Regions from separate parts of the Homo sapiens genome. Here region 1 is linked to region 2. A link is an interaction called in ENCODE POLR2A ChIA-PET data of the cell type or tissue named here. Cell type or tissue: OCI-LY7. All regions are shown on one strand. Each heading gives the region's core, and the rest is flanking DNA. Links, peaks and the distances in the headings are about the cores only.

What was found. Peaks named below come from ENCODE experiments on the same cell type or tissue, not always from the same donor. Only the 100,000 strongest peaks of a DNase experiment are listed, where the experiment ranks them.
Region 1: POLR2A ChIA-PET joins it to region 2 with 5 read pairs; 1 of 35 experiments calls an interaction of 5 or more read pairs at or near these places.

The regions. Positions count from the first base shown.
Region 1 is chr3:181,929,046-181,936,735 of GRCh38, forward strand. No RefSeq gene overlaps it. Among named protein-coding and RNA genes, the nearest start is that of LINC01206, 19 kb to the right of the region's middle. In OCI-LY7, for the core only: no CTCF peak of the experiment used is centred there; a DNase peak (open chromatin) is centred at 3,206; H3K4me3 peaks cover 1,228 bases; H3K27ac peaks cover 1,805 bases.
Region 2 is chr3:182,345,829-182,353,518 of GRCh38, forward strand. No RefSeq gene overlaps it. Among named protein-coding and RNA genes, the nearest start is that of LINC01994, 140 kb to the right of the region's middle. In OCI-LY7, for the core only: no CTCF peak of the experiment used is centred there; DNase peaks (open chromatin) are centred at 3,463 and 4,383; H3K4me3 peaks cover 2,368 bases; H3K27ac peaks cover 4,515 bases.

The sequences.
Region 1 (7,690 bases), core at 1,050-6,049, 420 kb before region 2:
TGCCTAGACTGCTGTTACAGTGTGATCTTCCCATTTCAGACTGTGTTTGTCAAGTCCATCCTCCATAATGGGACCTGATTGACCTTTTCAAAATGCAAATCAGAACATGTCACTATCAAGCTTAAAAACATTTAAAAGCTTCTATTACACTTGCTAAAACCCAAAATCCTTACTAAGGCCTGCAAGGCCCTGCTTAGCCCTCCAGCCTCATCACTATGGACCCATACCCTGTGACATCCCACCCCCTACTTCCATTTTATATAGGTGTCCCTGCCAAGTGTTCCAGTGGCATCTCCCACTTCTACCCCAGCACTCATCAGACTGTATGTAACTACTTGCTTAATTATCCATCTCCTCCATCATCGTACACTCAACTCTATGATAGTAGGACCTTGCTTGTTTTGTTTATTGTCTAGTATTCCCGTGGAAAGCACTCAATATCTGATGAGTAAATAAATAAATGAGTTACTTCGGCATGTGTGAATGTGTAGGCAGGGGTGGGGTCTTTTATGCTTCTCAAGCAAGACCAGTAAGGATGTCTGGCCAATTCAATTTAGTTCAAGACAACTCAGTCTAGCAAACAGTTATTAATGAGTATTTATTATGCACTATTGGGCATGTCACAAAGTTGGAGAAGACAAGGCCTCTGCCCTGAAAGACGGTTGCCCTAACCTAACCTGTCACTGGCTGGCATCCTGCTGTTCACGAACAGATGGTTCAAAATCACAGTGCCACTGATGTGAGGACTTCAGGAACTGCCTGATGCCTTCACTTCCCCCTTGATACCTCATCTGTCCTCACTTCAGGTGTTTGCCCAGATTATGCCCGAATTTGCCACATTCGTTAGTATGAGAAAAGAACCGCATAATGACAGAATTCTCTAAAGAACATTCCAATTCCCCACTGCTATGTGCCCTTAGCCACTGGGAAACAAGCAATTTCCACATAAGATTACATTTATAGCAGGAGGTACAGAAAAAGCAGGAGTTAGAAAAAAATCTCAATTCTGTCATGTAATAACAGTTCGACCTCGGGCAAGTCTTGTTTTTTTGTGTATGTTCGTATAAGTAGAGATAACAAAGCCACACCACAGGTTTTTGTGAGTATTAATGCTATTAACAAAAAATAATAATGGCTAAGATATATACAATGCTTGCTTTATGCTAAGTATTGTCTAAGAGCCTATCTCGTTTAATTTTCCTAACAGTCTTGTGTGGTAGTTACTAATATTATCTCTCCTGTTATGAGTAAGGCTGGTGAGGCTTAAGGAACTTTCCCTTAGTTCCTTTTAGTTAAAAAGCAGAGGAACCCGAGTTTTATGTGGGTGGCTTGGCTACATAGTCTGTGCCCTTAATCATCTTGTTACCGTATGAGGTTGAGGTTAATTGAAGATTTTCATAAAATTTCTATTCTATTATTGGGGAAAAACAGCAAAATATTTTTTAAAGGGACTTATTTTATTTCACTTTAATTCTCTTGTTTTCCAGGACCTACAAAGGGAGTGTGCTGTAAAAAGTTTTCTTATTCTATAGAATAAATGGGTGCTGTTAGAAATAACATGGCATCTTTTATGCTATTTTTTTTTTTTGGATGAAGTCTTGCTCCATCACCCAGGCTGGAGTGCAATGACGTGATCTCGGTTCACTACAACTTCTGCCTCCTGGGTTCAAGTGATTCTCCTGCCTCAGCCTCCCAAGTAGCTGGGATTACAGGCATGTGCCACTATGCCTGGCTAATTTTGTATTTTTAGTAGAGATGGGGTTTCGCCATGTTGGTCAGGATGGTCCTGAACTCCTGACCTCAGGTGATCCACCTGCCTCAGCCTTCCAAGTGCTGGGATTACAGGCGTGATCCGGCACCATGTCCGGCAACATCCACTTTTCTAACATGTTCCCACAGCCTTACTTCTGTGGGTCTCAAGCTTTCTTCGTACAAAAATAGGGTTCCACTGTAATGAAACACATTGGGGGATATGAATATTTGGGTCAAAGTCTATGGCATGTAATTGACCTCCCTGGAGGTCAAATAACCAAATTCCCTTAATTACACCTGCTTCTAGGTAACTGAGGCTATTTATACATTCATATTGTATTCTTTCAAAGAGAAATTGGATATAGTGGCAGGAATATAAGCAGTATGCTGTAACTTTAGAAATGTATGCATATTTACATACTTACGCACTCTATAGCTTATATTATAGTATGATTTATTACAGCAAATGAGCCCATCAGCAAAGGGCAATTTTTATGAAATGGCAGCAGCATTTAAAAAGCTTAAACACTGTGGTTCATATTTAGGCCTCAACCTGTTTGAAGGCACATTCTGAAATGTAGGCATAAGGCCCTAAAAAGATGTGAAAATAGGCTGGGCGTGGTGGTTCACAACTGTAATCCCAGCATTTTGGGAGACCTAGGCAGGGTGATCACTTGAGGCCAGGAGTTTTAGACCAGCCTGGCCAACATTGAGAAATACCGTCTCTAGTAAAAATACAAAAATTAGCCAGGTGTGGTGGTGCATGCCTGTAATCCCAGCTACTTGGAAGCCTGAGGCACGAAAATCGCTTGAACCCGGGAGGTGGAGGTTGTAGTGAGCTGAGATCATGCCATTACATTCCAGCCTGGGCGACAGAGCAAGACTGTCTCAAAAAAAAAAAAAAAAAAAGGTAAAAATAAACGTGCATTAAGTAAATAAGATTACACATTTAGTGAGATAAAACATGAACATTTAGAGAAACTGATATTTGGAGTATATGCAATCTATGGCTGAGAACATAGAGAGAAAATGTCTCCTAAGTGATGTTCTGACTGATTTGTATTCCCCCGAAATTCACATGTTAAAGTCCTAGCCACCAGTACCTCAGAATGTGACTTTGTTTGGAGATAGGGCCTTTAAAGAGGTAATTAAGTTGAAATGAGTTTATTAGGGTGGGCTCTACTTTAATATGACTTGTGTCCTTTTAAGAAGAGAAGAGATTAAGACACAGACAAGCACAGGGGGAAGATCATGGGGAGAACACAGTCATTTACAAGCCAAGGAGAGACAGGCTTCAGAAGAAACCAAGTACCGACACCATGATCTCGTTCTTCTAGCCCCCAGAATAGTAACAAAATAAATGTCTGTTGTTTAAGCCACCTAGTCTGTGGTACTTTGTTATGGCAGTTCCCAGCAAACTAATACAAGTGGTTTTACCACTTCCCACTCCTTGATCTTTTTGCCCTTGTTTTTGAAGACACAAGTATTGTTTCAAGTTTTTCTTCTTGATTTGCCGGTGAATATAACATGATTCTCAGAATAGCCAACGAGGAAGTCACAAGGGTTTCATTTCTGTATTGAAGTGTTGGCTGAGTCAAGTTAGAAGCTGGGAGACCTTATATATTAAGTTTATCCTTGAACGGGAACAAAGGATAGGATGCTTATTATATTTGTAGATGACAAGAAACCAGAGAGCACAGTCAACACAAATCATCTTGATTGGCTGAATAGGAGTTAAGCTGAAGTAGAGGAAAATTCCAAAGAGAAAAATCTAAGTTCTTGAACTTAGATTCAAAAAAGTCAATTGCATAAGTGCAAGATGGGAAAGAAATAAACAGTGTATGTACTGAAAACAGTGTGAGTCAACTGAATGATGAGAATGCCCCTAAATTCAGTGTGTTTATAATCCATCAATTATAGAGCCATTGTTTCCGGTGTGTCTGGTAATAAAATGAGCTGCTTTAGGAGGTAGTAAGCTTCCCATTGCTGGAGGTGCCCAAGAAATAATTGGGCGACTGCTTCTTAGGGATGTGGCAGAGGATACATAGATAGCTTGAAGACACACCTGTGGTTGAAGTTAAACTCACATTAATTGTTTCCTGAGAAATTGAAGACCTTCTGTCCCCATGTAATTCTGAGTTTTTGGTATTGCGATTTTTAAATATTAGTAATTAGGAAAACTGGGGGAAGGAACTGGAGATAGCTCTGAAAGCCGATACCACTATTAATTTGCTTTTATCTCGAGTTATTGGTATCTTTTTTGAGAGAAGTCATTTATTTAAATGCGGATTTGGAAACACTGGTCCTTGTATTGACAGTGGCCAGCCTGACAACTTCAGTTATTGACTGAATTTGATTTATTCTGAGGTTAGTGTCTTAAATGGTGATACGTTGATCTTGGTTTCCCCTCCGACCTTTGTTGCTTTTAAGATAATCAGAAGCTGATCTATAAAACATGTGTTTGCCTGCATAGACTAGTGAAATCTTACACTGGGAAAAGTCCCCATTTTAATAAGCTTTAAACAAAAAATTCTACCTTACATGCTAATTAGAATCTAAATTCAGGTGTTAACCTCTTTAACTGAAAGTGCATGTTGAGTAATTGCAGGAAAGGGGCCAATTTCAGGCACAGCAGTAATTACTGAATTAGTAGAAAAGTTCAAGTAGGGCTTCAGATTTCAGATCATTACTGAGCTTTCTGAGGAACAGCTAATCCTGGAGTGATTGGGCTTCTCACACCTGTGTGTGCACTTGTTTGTGTGTGTGTGAGCGTGAATAAGTATAAAGGAAGTTCCATTTAAATTTCAAAGAAATAATCTTGCAAACAACCACAGAATTAGATACTAATATTTCTTGTTATTTAAAAATATAATTTTAATGACCTCTGAATTGACCTTTAATGCTTCCCTACTGATTTTAAAAATGAGGGGAAGTCTGGGTGCGGTGGCTCACTCCTGTAATCCCGCCACTTTTTAGGCCAAGGGTGGGTGGGGGGGGAGATCACGAGGTCAGGAGTTCAAGACCAGCCCGGCCAACATAGTGAAACCCCGACTCTACTCAAAATACAAAAAAAAAATTAGGCAGGCCTGGTGGTGGGCCCCTGTAATCCCGGCTACTCAGCAGGCTGAGGCAGGAGAATCACTTGAACCCGGGAGGCGGAGGTTGCAGTGAGCCAAGATCGTGCCATTGCACTTCAGCCCGAGTGACAATGTGAGACTCTGTCTCAAAAAAAAAAAAAAAAGGAAAAAACCCCAGAATCTGTTCTATCTGATAAAATAACTTTGTTCTTAAAATTTAATCCCCGAATGTCCTGGGAATCAGCCTTTAATATGCTAAGAAGCATCTACCTCTTATATATACTCTACACTGAGGGCCTCATTGAATCTGGTTATCGCCAAAGGTTAATTAAGCTCTTAAACCTACTGTATACATTACATGATTTAATAATCATATGAAAGGACATCATGGGACGCAATGAGTAATGACAGGTAATGATGCTCCAGTGATATCCCCATCTTTGGTTGATGGTAGATGAAGCAATGTGAATAAGAGTTATGAACCTCATCACAGTATCAAGCTAAAGAAGTTAGCTGTGCTTTATCAGAATCAGAGAGTAAAGTAAGAAGTAAAGTGACAAAGGAATCAGTAAGCAGGACATTTTACTCAATGAAAAGGAGGAAGTTCCAAGGATGATGGTGAAGGGGGATTGTAAAGGGTGGATGACAGCTGTGCAGCAGGCCACAGGAATTATCCATCCAGATTGTAGCGGGCAGCAGGCTCTAAGAGAATGAAATTAAGATGAACTTGATAGCATCCATGATGTGCTTAAATACACTGGAAAAGATTGAGACAATAGGAGAGTGTGTGAAGATATATTGGTGATAAATATCTATAAAAATACACCAAGCTGAAACAAAAAGGTAAATGAAAAGAGAGAACCATTAACTAAAGAGAAAACAAAAAGTTATGAAAGATGCTATGGAAATAAATGAAAGATATCTTTACCTCCTACTATGGTATGATCAATATATCCAGGTTATATTGTTAAGTTAAATGCTTCCATTTTCCTATATATTAGTTCTTTCTCGCACTGCTATAAAGAACTACTTCAGACTGGGTAATTTATAAAGAAGAGGTTTAATTGGCTCATGATTCTGTAGGCAGTACAGGAAGTATGGCTGGGGAGGCCTCAGGAAACTTACAATAATGGTGGAGGGGGAAGTAGACATGTCTTATGTGGCCAGAGCTGGATGAAGAGAGAGAAGGGGGAGGTGCTACACACTTTTAAACAATCGTATGTCATGAGAACTCACTCATATCATGAGAACAGCAAGGGGGAAATCTGCCCCCATGATCCAATCATCCTCCACCTCTTCCAAAATTGGGGATTACAAGTCAACATAAGATTTGGGCAGAGACACAAATCCAAACCATATCACCCTAATAATATCCGTTTGATTATATTAAAATTAAAACAAGCAAAAACTCATCTGAGAGGGAGGTTAAAAATAAAAATAAAAACAAGAAAAATACAATTCATAAGATAAATTTAAGGCAAGGGAGGCAATAGCCAGAAATTTTAAAATATATATTGCTTTATAGATTTGATTTTGGAACCAAGTTAACATTCTACTTAATTACTAAACAAAATTAATTTTTAAAATACAATCCCTAAAAAGCAAAATAAAATGAAACAAATGAACCTCACTGTGTAGCCAGTGAATGGCATTATCTCACAGAGGAAAACCGTTCCGAATGGCTTTTACAACACAGTTATTTGTCTATGTGTTCTTAGTGGCATATATTCTAAGGAGAATTATTTTCAATAATTATAACTGTTTTCAATAATTATATTAGCAGTAGTAGTATTGGTATTGCTACTCTGAGACTATTGTATAATTATGTTGGTATCAACTGGAATATTCAGTTAAAAAAAGACAAATATGCAAGATCAATGAAGTTGAGAAAAACCTTGAATCTGTATTGACAGTATCAACATAAACTTGTATTTTATCATTATATATCTGTATCACATATATGTTACATATACATATCTTTTATCTGTTCACTGTTCACTAGAAAAAAATGATCAACCCAGTAGCAATAAGCACCACTCATGCTCATACCATGGTATCTAAATATAATTTCCCAGTAAAATGGAAGACCAGAGCTCTTTGGAGAGAAATGTCCTACTCCAGGTCTAAAGTAGGAAATGTACAAGATGACCCTGGAACATCTTGTCATATTAGAAAACAAGGCAGCTATCAGAGATTACTGAGGTTCTGTCAGGACTTAGGAGCCAACTTGAAGAGGCCTCTGCTGGCAGACATAGGAATAATTTGAGTATATACGATAAGGGTAATAGCAATAAATAGAAATATATCTAATATGGTCATGCTATGGTTTCATAAGCGGTATTATTATTATTATAGTAATTATTTAGTAGCTCACCTAGTAATCTGTCTCTCCATTGAAGTTCTATGATACTTACTGCCTGTAACACTCATTTGATAAGGAGTGATATACCACCTTTTTTTCAATAATAGTTTACCTGTTGTATGCCTTTTAAAAATTGGCTTATCTCTTAAAAATTGTATCTATTGCCGGGTGCAGTGGCTCACGCCTGTAATCCCAGCACTTTGGGAGGTCGAGGTGGGCAGATCACCTGAGGTCAGGAGTTTGAGACCAACCTGACCAACACGGTGAAACCCTGTCTTTACTAAAAATACAAAATTAGCTAGGCATGGTGGCGCATGCCTGTAATCCCAGCTACTAGGGAGGGTGAGGCAGGAGAATCGCTTGAACCCAGGAAGCCGAGTGAGCCAAGATCATGCCATTGCACTCCAGCCAGGGCAACAAGAGCAAAACTCCATCTCAATAATAATAATAATAATAATAATAATATCTATCTATGAAAAAAATCAAAATATGGCAAAAG
Region 2 (7,690 bases), core at 1,587-6,586:
AACCTACAGAGTGGGAGAAAATTTTTACAATCTACCCATCTGACAAAGGGCTAATATCCAGAATCTACAAAGAACTTAAACAAATTTACAAGAAAAAATCAAACAACCCCATCAAAAAGTGGGTGAAGGATGTGAACAGACACTTCTCAAAAGAAGACATCTATGCAGCCAACAGACAAATGAAAAAATGCTCATCATCACTAGTCATCAGAGAAATGAAAATCAAAACCACAATGAGATACCATCTCACACCAGTTAGAATGGTGATCATTAAAAAGCTAGGAAACAACAGGTGCTGGAGAGGATGTGGAGAAATAGGAACACTTTCACACTGTTGGTGGGACTGTAAACTAGTTCAACCATTGTGGAAGACAGTGTGGCGATTCCTCAAGGATCTAGAACTAGAAATACCATTTGACCCAGCCATCCCATACTGGGTATATACCCAAAGGATTATAAATCATGCTACTATAAAGACACATGCACACGTATGTTTATTGCGGCACTATTCACAATAGCAAAGACTTGGAACCAACCCGAATGTCCATCAGTGATAGACTGGATTAAGAAAATGTGGCACGTAAACACCATGGAATACTATGCATCCATAAGAAGGGATGAGTTCATATTCTTTGTAGGGACATGAATGAAGCTGGAAACCATCATTCTCAGCAAACTATCACAAGGACGGAAAACCAAACACCGCATGTTCTCACTCATAGGTTGGAACTAAACAATGAGAACACTTGGACACAGATGGGGAACAACACACACTGTGGCCTGTCATGGGGTTAGGGGAGGGGGGAGGGATAGCATTAAGAGATATACCTAATGTAAATGACGAGTTAATGGGTGCAGCACACCAACATGGCACATGTATACATATGTAACAAACCTGCACATTATGTACGTGTACCCTGGAACTTAAAGTATAATTTTTAAAAAAAGAAAAAGCAATATTGTAGATATAACTAGGTAAGAATTTACCCACAGATTCAAAAAAGTTTATGAACCCATATAGGATAAATACAAACAGAACTATAGCTGGGCAACCAAAGACCAAGAGAAATCTTAAAGGTGGCCAGAGAAAAGAAGATATTATTTTTAGAGAAGCTACCAAAAAGACTGAAAGCTGAGTTTTTAAGAAAAACAATAAAAGTCAAAGCTGGAAGGAAAATGACTGCCAACATGGAATTTTATTACTGGTGCAAATAATCTTCTAGAAAGAAGGTAAAATAAAAATGATTTCAGACAAACAAAACATAAGAGAATTCATAGTAAGTCCAAACTAAAAGAAATACCAAATTAAGTTCTTTTGGCAAAATAAAAATTATTTCAGATGGAAGTATGGTAATGCAAGAAGGAATGAGAAGCACTGGAAAATGGTAAACATGCTGCTGATACTAAATAAAACTTGATTACTTGGTTGTTTAAAAAAAAAAAGAAGAAGAAATAATATACATAATATTTTTTGACTAAAATGCAAAAATTAACAACATAATCAAAAACCAAAAAGGACCTTTCACCTAGAAATTAAAATACATGTTATTAAATAACACTTGGGTCAAGAATATTATATTGAGGAGAAAACCGGACTCCAAAAGTATATACCGTACGATTTTATTTATATAAAGTTAGCAAGCAAAAAATCCATTGTAATAAAGGTTAGAATAAAGACCAGGCACAGTGGCTCACACCTGTAATGCCTGCATTTTGGGAGGCCAAGGTGGGCAGATCACTTGCGGTCAGGAATTCAAGACCAGCCTGGCCAACATGGTGAAACCCCATCTCTACAAAAAATACAAAAAAATTAGCCAGGCATGGCACACACCTGTAACCCCAGCTACTCAGGAGGCTGAGGCCTGGTAATCGCTTGAACCTGGGAGGCAGAGGTTGCAGTGAGCCGAGATTCCATCATTACACTCCAGCCTGGATGACAAAGCAAGACTCCATCTAAAAAAAAAAAAAAAAAAAAAAATTAGAATACTGGTTACCTTTGAATATTGACTGCAAGTGGGCACAAATAAACTTTCTGGTGTGTAAAATAGTCTAAATCTTGATCTGAATGATGTTTGCCCAGATCTGAAAACTTATCTAGCTGTACACTGAAAATCTGTGCATTTTAATATATATAAATTTTACCTCAGTTTAAGTAAATCAACTGAAGTAATTCATTACACTAAAAATTAGAAGAAAAATTATATTATCACTTCATAGCTACAGAAAAAGAATTTAATAAAATTCATGATCTGTTTATTTAAAAAAATCTAGGAATAAGAGGAAACCTCCTTAATCTGATATAGGGTGTCATAAAACAAAAAACCATACTACTCTGAACTGAATACTTAACATTGAAGTATAAAAACTTTCCTCTAAGATCAAAAATAAAGCAAAGATGCTTGTTATCTCAACTTCTATTCAATATCATACTGGAGGTCCTAGACAGAGCAATAGAGCACTGTCCTTATTGGCAAGTGAATGATTGTGCATGAAAAAAAACAAAATAATTTAGAGATAAATTATTATATTTAATAAGTGCATTTAGCAAGATCTCAATACCCAATTTACAAAAATTAACTGTATTTTATATGTAAATAGAACTATTAGAGAACTAAATTTTAAAATAGCATTTACAAAAACTTTAAATACCTTGGAATAAATCTAGTAAAATCTAATACGCACAAAACTTCAGAGAACTCTATTTTTTATTTTTTAAAAAATAATTTCAACTTTTCTTTTAGATTTAAGTGGTACATACAGAGGTTTGTTACCTAGGTATGTTGTGTGATGCTGGCACTAAGGGTATGATGGATGCCTTCTCTCAGGTACTGAGCATAGTACCCAATAGGCAGTTTCTCAATCCTTCCTCCCCTGCTTTCCTCCCCACTCTGGTAGTCCCCAGTTTCTGTAGCCACAATCTTTTATGACCAGGCGTACCCAGTGTTTAGCTTCCATTTGTAAGTGCGAACATGCAGTGTTTGGTTTTCTGTTCCTGCATTAATTCACTTAGGATGATGGCCTCCAGCTAAATCCATGTTGCTGCAAAGGAACAGGTTTGGGTTTTTTTTTACAGCTGTGTAGCATTCCATGGTGTATATGTACCACATTTTCTTTATCTAATCCATGATTGATAGGCACCTAGGTTGATTCCATGTCTTTGCTACTGTGAGTAGTGCTGTGATGAACATGCAAGTGCCTGTCTTTTTGGTAGAACAATTTATTTTCTTTTGGATATATACCCAGTAATGGGATTGCTGGGTTGAAAAGTAGTTTCATTTTAAATTCTTTAAGAAATGTGTAAGCTGCTTTTCACAATAGCTGAGCTAATTTACATTCCCACTAACAGTGCATAAGTGTCCCCTTTTCTCCATAGCCTTGCCAGCCTCTGTTGTTTTTTAACTTTTTAATAGTAGCCATGCTGATTGGTATGAGATGGCATCTCATTGTGGTTTGGATTTAAATTTCTCGGATGATTAGTGATGTGGAGCATTTTTTCATGTTTGTTGGCCGTTTGTATGGCTTATTTTGAGAAGTATCTGTTCATGTCCTTTGCCTATTTTTTAATGGGGTTATGTGTTTTTTGCTTGTTGAATTGTTCAAGTTCCTTATAGATTCTGGATATTAAACCTTTGTCAGATGCATAGTTTGCAAACATTCTCTCCCATTCTGTAGGTTTCCTGTTGGTAGTTTATTTTGCTGTGCAGAAGCTCTTTAGTTTAATTTGGTCCCACTTGTCAATCTGGGTTTTGTGCAATTGCTTTTGAGGACTTAATCATATATTCTTTTCCAAGGCTCGTGCCCAGAATGGTGTTTTCTAAGCTCTCTTCCAGAAGTCTACCAGTTACATTTAAATCTTTAATCCATCTTGAGTTAATTTTTGTATATCTTGAAATGTAGGGGCCCAGTTTCATTCTTCTGCATATGGCTAGCCAGCTATCCCAGCACCATTTATTGAATAAGGAGTCTTTTCCCCATTGTTTATTTTTTTCAACTTTGTCAAAGATCAGATGGCTGTAGGTGTGTGCCTTTATTTATGGATTCTTAGAACACTAGGTATTGTAAACATATTAGTTCTTCCCCAAATCAATTGCTAGATCCAATGCAACTACAATAAAAATCCCAGCAAAGATTTTTTGGGGGATTGAGGGAAATTGACAAGCTTTTAAAATTAATTTTTGAAATGCAATCAACAGGGCCAGGCACAGTGACTCATGACTGTAATCCCAGCACTTTGGGAGGCCAAGGCAGAAGGATTGCCTGAGCCCAGGTGTTTGTGGCTGCAGTGAGCTATGATTGCACAACTACCCTCTAGCCTGTGTGGCACAACAAGACCCTGTTCCTAAAAAAAAGAAGAAAAAAATTGCAAAGAACCAAGAATAGAAAAAATAGTTTTGAAGAATACATTTGGAGACTCTACACTACTGAATACCGTGCTTTATTAATTAAGACAAGGTGGCACTGGTGTAAGCTTAGGCAAATGGACCAGTGAAGCAGAAGAGGCAGTACTGAAATAGATTCTGACATACACACATGATTTATGACAGAGGTGGCATTGCAGAATTGTTGGTAAAAGAGAATTGTCAACACATAATGGTGGATCAATTAACTACCCATACAGAAAAGAATTAATCTTGATTCCCACATGTGTCATGTAAAGAATGAACTCTAGATGTTTAGCAGATCTGAAAGGGAAATTTAGAATATGACATACGAGAACACCTCATGATCTTGTCATAGGCAAAGATTGATCAAACAGGAAAATAAAAGCAATAACCATAAAGGAAAAAATTATAAATTGGATTATATAAAAATTAAGAACTCCTGCTCATCAAAAGATTCATTTAGAGAGTTAAAAGGCAAGATACAGAGCAGGAGTCCGTATTTGCAATACTTACATTTGACAAAGGGTCAGAACATGTAAAAAATTTCTTTAATATAAAGAACATGTAAAGAATTCCTTTCCTTTTAATAAGACAGACAATCCAATAAAAACATGGGCAAAGGACTTGAACAGACATTTCACAAAAGATAAACTCTAAACAGATAATAAAACATTAAAAAATGCTCATTCATCATCAGGAAAGTGCAAATCTAAAACTACAATAATTAAATTTAAGAAGATTGATAATACTAAGTTTATGTGGAGCAATAGAAACTCTGATACACTGTTTGGGGGACCATAAATTGGAACCATCACTTTGAAAAACAATTTGGAAGTATTTACCAAAGCTGAACACATGACATGATACATTGCCCAGCAAATCATCTTATGGGTATATGCCACACAGAAATGTGTATATATGTACCAGAAAATATGTATAAGAATGTTCATAGTAGGATTATTCCTAATTGTCACTAACTGGAAACAATCTATATGTTAATCAACAGATCAGATATTAAATTTTGGTATATTAATAAATGGAATTTCATTCAGCAATGAAAATGAATAAACTTCTTACATGCTGCAATATGGAAGAATCTTACAAGTGTAAGGTTAAGTGAAAGAAAGTAGACACAAAAGAGAAGCAAAACTATAATTTCACTTATATAGAGTTGGCACACAGGTGAAATAAATCTGTAGTTTTGAAGGTCAGATAGTGGTACCCTCTGGGGAGTACAGAAGCCATAGTGACTGTGAGGGAACAGAGTAGGGTTTCTTGATGTTCTATTTCCATTGGATGCTCTATTTCTTGATATGTTAGGGGTTACACAGGTATGTTCACTTTGTGAAAATTCACTGATATGTATACTTAATGATTTATTCTCTTTTAGTGTATTATACTTCAGTGGAAAAAGTATCAAAAAGGAAAAAAGTTGAGGCAGTATGAATCTGCAAAATTAATAAGTGGGAAATAGTTACCAAAATGAAGGAAACTTTTTTAAAAATGGGACTACTTTGCACAATTTAATACAAATAACTTTGAAAAGCTAGATAAAATAGGTTATTTTCTAGAAAAATACAACTTACCCTAATAGAAACAGAAAATCTAAACATCCTAATTACTGAGAAAGGAAGAAAGAAAAGAAAGAAAGAGAAATGGTACAACTGTATGCATGAAAAATGCAGAAGAACAAATGAGAAAGCTGTTTGGAACAATGGCGGAATTTAGTACAGTAGCAGTTTACAAATTCATCATGCAAAAATCAATAGCCTTCATTGGTACAAACACAACAGCTAAAATATGTAATAAAAGACATCTTATAGGATGACCAAAAAGAAAAATAATACCCAGAAGTAAACTTGACTAGAAAATGTCTCAAATTCATGTGAGAAAAACTACAAAACATCGCCAAAAAATAAAAAAAAATAGAGACGAACAAATGGAAAGACATACTGTGCTTTTAGATTATAAAGCTGAATATTCTGAAGATGTCAATTGTCGTTCAGTACAATATTTAAATGCAATGTGATCTCAATAAAATACCATCATGCTTTTTTTCAGGAGCTGAACAAAATGATTATAAATATTATTTGGAAGAACAATAGCCTCTAGGCTATTGTCCTGAAAAAGAAGAACAATGGGGTCGGAGATAGGGGAAGAGTAGTCTGTCCTTATTAAATATTAAAATATAGTTAAAGCTTCTATAAGTAAACCACTATGGTAGGAATAGACTGACCAGTGAATAGAGCAGAAAATCCAGAAATAAATCCAATGCATTCGGAAATGTACATGAAAAAGGCAGCATATCAGATCAATGGGAAAAAGATGTACTTTCTAATAAGTATTGGGATAAGTAGACAGCCACATGGAAAAAGATAGCATTGGATCCATTCTTCATACCACATTCAAAAGTAAATTCAAATGTAGCAGAATTAAATGTTAAACCCTAATGAAACCACAAGTCCTAGAAATAAGATTTGAAAAAACATAGGATAACTTCTCTTTAATTTGGGAAGAAGGCTACTTTCCAAACTGTGATTTGACTAGAAGAAAAAAGGGAAAAAGTGATACATTTAATAATACATAATTTTAAAAAATTGAATACAAAATAAACATGATAAGCAAAGTAAAAAGTCTAACAGCAAACTGAATAAAATAGTTGCAACTTGTGTCACAAAGAGTTAGTAATTAAATATATAAAATGCTTCTAAAAACTGAGAAGTCAAAGGCACAAAATCCTATAGAAAAATGGGATAGAGACAAAAGCAAACATTTTAGTCAAAAAGAAACATAGCCAGGTGCAGTGGCTCAAACCAGATTCTAGTGACTGGTGAGGGTCTCACTCTGTCTACCCAGAGCCAGGCTGGAGTGCAGTGGTGCAATCATAGCTTACTGTAACCTCGAACTCCTAGGCTCAAGTGATTCTTCCACCTAAGCCTCCTTAGTAGTTAGGACTACAGGTGTGAGCCACTACACCCAGTTAATTTTTAAGAAATTTTTTTTTGTAGAGACAGAATCTCACTATGTCATCCAGGCTGATCTTGAACTCCTGGCCTCAAGCAATCCTTCCAACTCACTTCCCAAAGCTCTGGGATTACAGGTATGAACCACCTTGCTTGGAGATTGGCAGTAAATGTTCTAATACATTTACTCTTTGATATAAAAATGCTACTTATAAAACTCTATCACAAATATGCACTAGCAAAATATAAAGACATTCAAACACATCAAATTCACAAAACCATTCATTAAAATGGTTTGAAAAGAAATTTGTAAATGCAAAATACTGTAAACAACCCAGATCACTA